Regions from separate parts of the Homo sapiens genome. Here region 2 is linked to region 1. Evidence: read pairs that join two places in POLR2A ChIA-PET (ENCODE). Cell type or tissue: PC-3. All regions are shown on one strand. Each heading gives the region's core, and the rest is flanking DNA. Links, peaks and the distances in the headings are about the cores only.

Region 1 (4,403 bases), core at 157-4,156:
TATAAAGAATGAAAGTAGCTGTATGAGCAGAGCAGTTCAAGGGCCAAACCCTGGAACGGTAGCAATGGGATATAATACCTTTCTAAGGGAAAAAGTTGTATCAGTACCATTTGATCTGCCATGGACATGAGTTTAAAGCGGCTTTCTGGCCCTTCTTTCAGTGACTTCTTCCCTAAAATGTAGAAATTCTAACTTAATGTAGTTACTGTGAGCCATATTACTAGTGCCCCCTAGGGTCTATAATTCCTTAAAATTTTCATTCTGAATCTGAAGGAGAGAGTCTTTTAACTTTAGAATTCCCAAGAGGGCTTTATTACACCTCAGAAATTGAAAGCACTATGAATTTGTCCATTTAAAAATGATCTGTAGTTTTTTTGGTGCTATAACATTCTGACACATATCATTCTGTGATTAAATCTCCAGCTTACTATAAATGATATCTATATTCTAAAGAGCTACTTCTAATTATTCCAATATGACCTTAAGGAAAAGTAAGGGAATAAATTTTTGTCTTTGTTGGAGTGAAGCATTTAAAAGAGTAAGGGTAAAAAAGATAAAGTCCTGAACCTTTCAAAATGGAAAATTAATTCTAAACTTAGAAATATGCTTCTGCCTATTGCTGATACTGTCTTTGCATACATGAATAAAAATAAAGTTTTTTTCTTCAAAAGTGTTTTTAGCATTCTGATGTAATAATCTAAAATGGTGGGGAGTTGGGTGGGAACTGTGTAACAAGATTTAGATTCTTAAAATGCAAAAGTATAAAGTTCAATTTACTGATCTGGCAAAGTTAGGTCATAAAAGCAAATTCAGGTACAAAGAGAAATTTAAGAGATGCATGAACAGCAGTGCCGAGTAGGAATGCTGATGAACACATCTGACTCTGCTATCTCATGGCTAAGGTCCCTCTCAATTTGGACCCTATGAAACATTTTGTCTACTGTACGCTTTGGGCCTAATCTCTAGACCTTTTATTTCGGGGTATTGCGGTTGCCTAATAGAGCTTAAATTTTTTGTATTGCATGTACTTCTTATGGATGCAATCAAAAAAAAATCAGTACTTACTACCTCTTCCAGCTGTAGTTCTAGTACTCCCAATTCTATAAGCTGAGCCCAGTGGAGAGGAAATTCTCCCCTCAGACACTGCTTCTATATTTCATCATTTAGTAAGCTTACTGATTCATAACCAGAAAGTTGACTCCAAGGTTCTGCAGGATACCAAACAGTGCTTTCTGCATCACCAAAGATTAAATTGTGATGTTTAATGTCTAATAATAGGCTAAAAATTAGTAATTCTTAAATGTGTATATGTGTATATATGTATACATATGTGTGTCTGTATATGCGTATATCTATGGTTACGTATATACCAACCATTACCCAGAATATTTGGTTATAGCACAAGCTCAGTGAGTTTATGGTATTTTCAGACCCCAAAACTAGACTTACATATGCCTTAAGATAGTTGCTTTACACCAGCTTGTTATCTCAAGCATGTTTGTGGTTTAGTATTAAATTCTTAACACAAAATCAAATCTTTGGAATTGAAAAATACTGTTCAGCACTTTTTTGTAAAAAGTTCAAGTTATGGCAAAATCAAGCAACTCTAAAAAGGTTGGTCACCTCCATAAGTGTATTCTGCATGTTTGTTTTTTCTTTTTCTAAAATCAGATTACCTTTAATTCAGAATAATTTCAAAATTGATAGTACCCATCTTGCAAGGAAGTCATTAACTTTTAAAAATTAATACTCCATGGCAGTTCCCTCTAGTTGTAAAGCACCTCTGGCCCTTCTTCACTAAAATTCTCTTGGCTGTCTTTAAAGGTAAACTCAACAATGGGCTGCCACATTGCTTAATCGCCTTGCCTGCTTTCATTGCTGTCAATTGAGGGTAATAAGGAGCAGCAACTATAAGGCAATGTGCCACTCTGCTTTCACAAAGATGGCAATAGAGAAGGTGGGGAAATATAAGGGAGAGAAAAGCAGCAGTATTTTCCATTGACCAAGTCTTGCGAATAGGGCCAGCTGTTGAGTATGATCATTTGGAATCCCTGAAACACTTCTAGATGAGGATTGCTCCTGTACATATTTTGATAACTGTGTAATCTAACCCTTCCCAACATTATGTGTAGTATGTCTCTCTCTGTGTAACTGATGGTTGTGAGCAATTCCTCACCACCCATCAAAGACTGAGTTTTCCATCTGTAGACAGTACATTTGGTAGTAGAAAACAATAGACATAAGAAGTTCAGACTATAAACAGGCGTTTTTGAATGCTCATGCAGAATATTCAATCTGCATAGCAAAGAAATGATAGGTAATTCTACATTGCATTTAGAGTTAAAAACATCTGTCCAATATGGCTGTAGCTGTGGGCCTATCCCAAGAAAATGCAAAAAAATTGTCTCCTGGTACAGAAACTGAAACTACCACTGTACAATTAAACTCTATGGTAGCTGTATTTTACATTTTTAACTGGTCTGAAACAAAGTTTTCTAGTTGAGTCTCTAGTTCATTTTCCCAAGGCAAGGCTTTGTATCTTATGTGCACCTCCATTAAGGCTGCATGCCAGGAATGTGCGTTTTCCCACATATAAAACTTAAAGATACCAGTTCACCAGGTCTTTAACAGTAGAACAAATGCTTGCCTGACTGGGATATTCAGGTCATGAAAGCTCTTTATAAATTTGAAGGAATAGTAACATTTCAAGCACTTTGGAAAGTTGGAGGTTTTATAATCCTTCATTAGTTCTTTTTTACAGAAAAAAAATCTAGCAAAAGTATACTAAGGCTCTAATCACATCTATTGTCTTTGCCCAAAATAAAATGGATAGAGACACACCATTCTGGCTCAATCTTAATGGAACTCTACTATAGAAGAAAGGCAGAGTTGATACTAATACGGCCAGGCCGGCTGTTTAAGTGGACATGTCCCCTCTGCCCTTGTACCTTTGTTTAAAAATTTTGATATGATTCTCCCCACCTCCTCCACAACCTCCATAAATCTGACTGGGCCAGTAAGAATGGAGACAGGTAATTTAAAATGCAGAGAACATTTTCTCTTTGTTTTTATCTATGCTGATCCCCTACCTAGTGTTGGAGTGGCTTCACTGAGTAAAATCTGAACAGTATTTAAGTAGTACACCCGCTATATGAGAAAAGCTTGACTCTGCACTTTTTTTTTTTTCTGAACATGACTTGGTTGCTGCTTATCATTCTAGTTGGTGATGTGTCTGTCTGACAAAAAACCCATATGCTCACCATCCAAAGTTGTATCCATGATTAGATTAGATCAGCCCAATATTTGATAGGGCAGGTTTCCTTGATGCCAATTTTACAGGGAAATCAAAGAGAATCAGAACTATCATCAGGGGTGTTTTTCAGAGTTGCCAAATCCTGGGCCCCATTCTCAGATGCTCCTATTCTAATGCTCTGGATGGGCCCAGTGATCTGCATTTTTAACGTGTGCTCCAGGTGATTCTGATCACTGTAACACATACTTTGAGAAATACTGCCTCAGATGAGGATCTCTCATTATATCATCTCAAGCTACCCCTGGATTTAGGATAGAAACAGCCCTGTCAGGTCCATTATGACTTTCGTAAAGGATTTCATTGGCTTAATTCACTGAATTCATCTTCCCCTGCCAAGCCTGTGCCCGGGAGTGCTGGTTGTCCATAGGCAAGAGTGACTCATGAATGGGCTGAAATGGATTGAATGAAAAGTCCGAAAACCAAGACTTTTGGCCGGAAATGAGTGATAGGAGAGAGTGATTACAGAGGCAAAGCTGGATTGCAAGGCCAAGTGCAGGCAAGCCAAGGGTGAGGGACTAGGCTCGAGTGGGAGGGGGCAGAGTGGATATCATGGAGACAGAGACACTGTGCTTGCCTCCTGGAGTGAAGAACTATGCCCTTGACCTACTTGACAAATTTTACAAACGCTATTACCCATGGTTTTCAGAAAAGTATGGCCTGTCATTGCTCCTTTTCCTGCCGTGGAATTAACTAATATATCTTTAAGCAAGAATAATAATGACAAATCAATATGAAAAATACTTTGAGATCAAGTTCCAGAGACAGCCTTTAGGCATTTGATATCCATATTCTTTTTGAATGTGTGTTTGTGTTTTAAAATTTCACATTTAATTCACTCAAAAGTATAAAAATATTTCTTTAAAGAATAATACCCGTTAGCTTGAGAAATAGAACATTTCATTAATGAAAAAATGTGCCCTTCCTAATCGCACCCTCTTTCTCCCCAAGAAGAAGCCACTAAATTGAATTTTGGTTTAATCATCTGCTGAATAAAATGTTTATTTTCACATGATTTTGAACTTTAGAAGAACTTACACGGAAACTTTTTTTTTTTTTTGGCACATTGTTATACTCTTCCATGTTGACTGGG
Region 2 (4,403 bases), core at 224-4,223, 310 kb before region 1:
CATTTAGCACACTCCAAAAATATACTGAATATTGACTACACAGTAATGTGTTGTATTATTGTATTCTAAAATTCTATAATTAGTTGACAATTCCGAAACAATAATAGAAGAAGCCCACCTAAAAAAACAAACCATTACTAGTTGTTACCTGCTTTACCTTCCAGGACCCTAAAAATGCATAGAACTATAAATCAACTTTTTGTTAAAAAAGAAATAAAAATGGAAACTAACCCCCCTAAAAGAATTTCTAATCCATCAAAGGAGAGCAGAGAGGAAAAGGACAAGGTCCTGGTTTGCAGATCAGACAGAAACTTGAGGCACGATGGGCAGGACTATGGTTATGGCTTCATGTTGGTTAGGTACACATTGGTTTCATCATAAGATTCAGCCACAAAAAGCCAAACTTTTCTCATTAAAAATTAGTTGTCTATTTTAGTACTGGTAGAAACTGCTAAGATCAAGAAGTCAGAATGGCTTGGGCAAGTAGGAGAAGAAAGAAAAAATCAAAGTCATCCAGAGGATGGAGTGGGAGAGGGTGATGGAGCAGTTCAAAACATGGACAGTCAAACCTGGTCAGAATGCTGGCTTTGCCTCTTACAGCCTCTCTAACCTTGCTTGGAAATTCCCAAACCTTGTAGAATGGGTTCCCTTGTCTGTAAGGGGAATGATAATGTCTCCTTACAGGTTCTGGTGAGACTTGCATGAGACGATGCATACAAAGCATCTCCTAGTATCTCTTCTTCACCCAATCCTTGCACTGCAACAAAGGGCAGAATTTCTACCATTACATGACAAAACATGCTGAGGAATTAGAGATCGCACTCCTACAACTCTTATCAGTACTCCAGATTCCTTATGTATTTTATTTTTAATTATTAATTTTATAGCACTTCCAATGAATACCATGTGACTAGCAAATATTAATGACAATAGGAGTTTAAGTAATTCAGTTCCTCAAAAATAAACAACAACTGAGCAAAAACTACAGATATCACTTAAAGAAACCAAATACCAAAAAACAGATTAAATCCCTTAGCAAACAATAATGTTCTCTTGCCATCCTTTTTAAACTTTGACAGCAGAATATAAATCAAAAGAAAATTTCAAAGGCCTATTCTTATTTCAGGGCACAAAAGGGAGCAATCATTTATATTAACATCTTCCAGAACAGTTATAGAATTAACCAAATTCCTAGATCCATCTTTAAATGAAGGTATTTCCTTTGTTTTCAAAATTATGTACATGAATAAATTTCTTCTTTGAAGCACACATCCCACTGAGTTTTATATTCCAATCAAAACCAGTTGGAGTTAAGTCTAAATAACATCTTCATCCAACTCCTAAGACTCATTCTTGTCCCCTTATTTATCCATTCACACATTTATTCAACAAATACATACTTAAACAAATACTTTTCACAAGACATTAAACTAGGTGTTTTCATAAATTCAGGATGAAAAAGATGTAGTTGCCTAAGAGGCAGAAGGACTGTATGGAGATACAGGGAGAGTGGTGGCTGGAAGACAGAGAAATAATTCATTCTAACTGGGAAGTGGTTAACTGAGGAAAACCTTAAAGATTACTAAGAGAGAAGGAAACCTGAGGAAACAGAGGTGTCACCATAAAGGCTAAGTTTAGGCACAGAGGGGAATCTCATGGGGCTCCAGCATAGGTTGTAAGGCAGTTTGTGAAAAGAAGATTACAAGTAAGATGACCATATTATTTATCGTCCAAGCTGAGATGCCTTTGAGAGTTAAAGGAGGCACTATTAATAATCTTGTCACAGCAAAAGATGTAAACCTGGATTGTCCTGGGCAAAGCAAGACATGTGGGTGCTTGGCACAATGAAATTGTATGTTCAATACCCTTTGATCCCATAGTTGGGGCTATTTACATGTGTGTGCAGTTGTACTGAGGTATCAGATTTAGAAAGACACCAAAACAATTATTGAAAGCATTTATGGAACATGCCTGAGAAATTTCCCTAGGCACATTCTGCATATTTCAAAAGACAAAACTTTCAAAACGAGCATGGCCATGTTAGTCTGCTCACCTCTCTAAAGGAGTCTGCTCAACTAAAAATCAGAAAAACACACTAATGCTTATTAGGTGCCACACACTGCTCACACATCAATCATCTCCTTTAATCTTTACAACAATGCTATGAGAGGAGGTTTTATTCTACCTGTTTTAGAGATGGAGTAACTGGACATACAGACTTCAGTATCTTGCCCAAGGCCATAAAGAAAGGAACCAGGGAAGCCAGGATCTAATCCAAGCCCCTAACTACAGACTTTCTATTGTTCCCACCACAATTCTGCCTCCTGAATAATCCAGATACGCAACATGTGGCCTGGGGGCAGCCCTCGACCACAGGATGCAGCCCAGCTGAGATTACTAGCTAAAATATGGTTCACCTAATTACCCCTGCCATGGGACCAAGTGCTAGTGGTAAGAGGGCCTAACAACCTGCCCTGGTTTGCCATTCTGGAATGGGTGGGTGCCAAGTGTCCTGCCAGAAGGCTGGACCATTCACATAATTGTTGCTGAAGCTCAATGCAATGAGTTATATACTTTGGGCACCCTAAAGCTATGGAATTACTCTGATACAAAGAATAGTGGCTGGCTCTAGCGGCTCTGACTTCAGTTTGAGTCACAAACGACACTCATGCTAAGCACAACCCTCTCAATTTACCAATCTTATCAGTAGAAAAAAGCTCAGCAGGCAGCTTACAAACATAACAGTCGCAGATCCTGTGGTCCACTGGTAAAAGTATTTGAATCCCACCAATATAGAACAGAAAAGAAGTTAAAGTAATCCAGAAGTCTGGTAGATAAGTAAATAACTGGCATCCAAAACTTAGTATTAAGAAGGAAGAAAGCATCTATTCTTGAACACATAAGTATAAAGTCTGAAGAAAAACTATAAATGTTCATACTTCATTTATATCTGCATTTAGGCTGTAAATAATGTTGCCCTATTTTGTTGAATATTGAAGCCTGGGTAACTTAAGCATAAAAAAATAAAGTAAATAACATTCTAGTTTAGGCTCCTTGCAGAGCACAAAGAACTATAAAAGGAAGTGAACAGATTCTGGGATAGAACATTCTAAGAAAATAACTTGTGGCCAATATCAGCAATTAATAAAATAAACAATTTCCTGTCAGTTGCCTATTTGGATTTGATGAAAAACAATGCAAATCAAATACAACCATTTGGGGGAGGCTGGAAAATGGAGGAGGAGGAAAGCAAAAGGGAGCAAGTAGATTTTAGGGCATGAAAATTAATATACTCTGCTTTTGAAAACCTAAACTGAATTGTGACAAAAGCTCTTTGAGCAGGCTAAAACAAGCAACCATGCTTTGGCCTTTCAACAGTTAACTTGTGTGGTCTAAAATGTATTAGCACAAAGTAAAGTGGGGAGTTGCTGATTGGCCATTAGATTTTTCTGACCTTAATGATCCAGGTTTCCTATCTATCCAGACAAATTCACTTTGTTATCCAGCTACTGTCTGTTTAATTATTTATGATGTGCCCACAGGTTTGCTGGGCATGCGGTATCTTTGTTTCCCCCATTCAAAAAAAAATGTCTAAAGTCAAACGCAGATATTATTTTTAAGATCCAATTAAAAAATGGTTACTGAGTGTTTGTTACCTGTGCAGAACTGGTAAATACAGTCCAACTTCTGCCTGCAAGGAGCCTAGTTTATTTAAACCATGGGCCAAGACACACATAAAAGTTTTATTTCATTTAAATGTGTATAATAGATGTGAAAAGGCTGCTTGTTGTCCATGTTGGAGAGCTCAGTGTCAAGACATAGGTGAACATAGTAGTATAAAGACAGTAAAAGTGTTTCTCCTACACCACATGACACTATGACAATGGCAATAATGATACTAAGAAAAATAAGGGCTGCCACCTTGGGCAAGGTCAGATCATTGGTCCCTGTGAAGCTGCAAGCCCTGGTCAAGCAGCCACAACGGGTGACTAAAAGCCTCCTGGCTATGTTATCTGCCAACTTCTTCCACCAGCAGAAACAGAGATTCTTTTCCTTCTTCCAATATCTCCTACATTTAAAGAGGGCAATCAAATCCAATGTCTGAAACCACTGATGCTGCCTTAACCACAAAAAATTCAAACTGCCACTGTAATGTGGGGAAGCAATGGAGTGCAGCCATATACCCAAGCGGGATACAAGTAGCTCCAGCACCTGGGGCACAGGGTTAACCTCTCTGAACTCTGATTTCCTCCTGTCTCTGTGGTTAGCACAGGACCAAGTCAGAGAATTACGGTAAGCACTTTTCACGTGTTTTGCATGCAGTGAGTGTTTAATAAGTGTTGGCTACCGTTATTACTTCTAAATACCAAGATAAGGTAATGGCCGAATTTCCTACTGATTAA

The links. Peaks named below come from ENCODE experiments on the same cell type or tissue, not always from the same donor. Only the 100,000 strongest peaks of a DNase experiment are listed, where the experiment ranks them.
Region 2: POLR2A ChIA-PET joins it to region 1 with 5 read pairs; 2 of 35 experiments call an interaction of 5 or more read pairs at or near these places.

The regions. Positions count from the first base shown.
Region 1 is chr3:16,583,059-16,587,461 of GRCh38, reverse strand. DAZL (deleted in azoospermia like) reads left to right here. Exons shown (of 11, transcript NM_001351.4): 11 at 1-670. Among named protein-coding and RNA genes, the nearest start is that of DAZL, 20 kb to the left of the region's middle. In PC-3, for the core only: a CTCF peak has its summit at 211 (motif pointing left); no DNase peak of the experiment used is centred there.
Region 2 is chr3:16,889,058-16,893,460 of GRCh38, reverse strand. All of the region lies in intron 1 of PLCL2 (phospholipase C like 2), which reads right to left. Among named protein-coding and RNA genes, the nearest start is that of PLCL2, 6.3 kb to the right of the region's middle. RefSeq lists an enhancer at 4,058-4,157. In PC-3, for the core only: no CTCF peak of the experiment used is centred there; a DNase peak (open chromatin) is centred at 2,610; H3K27ac peaks cover 1,152 bases.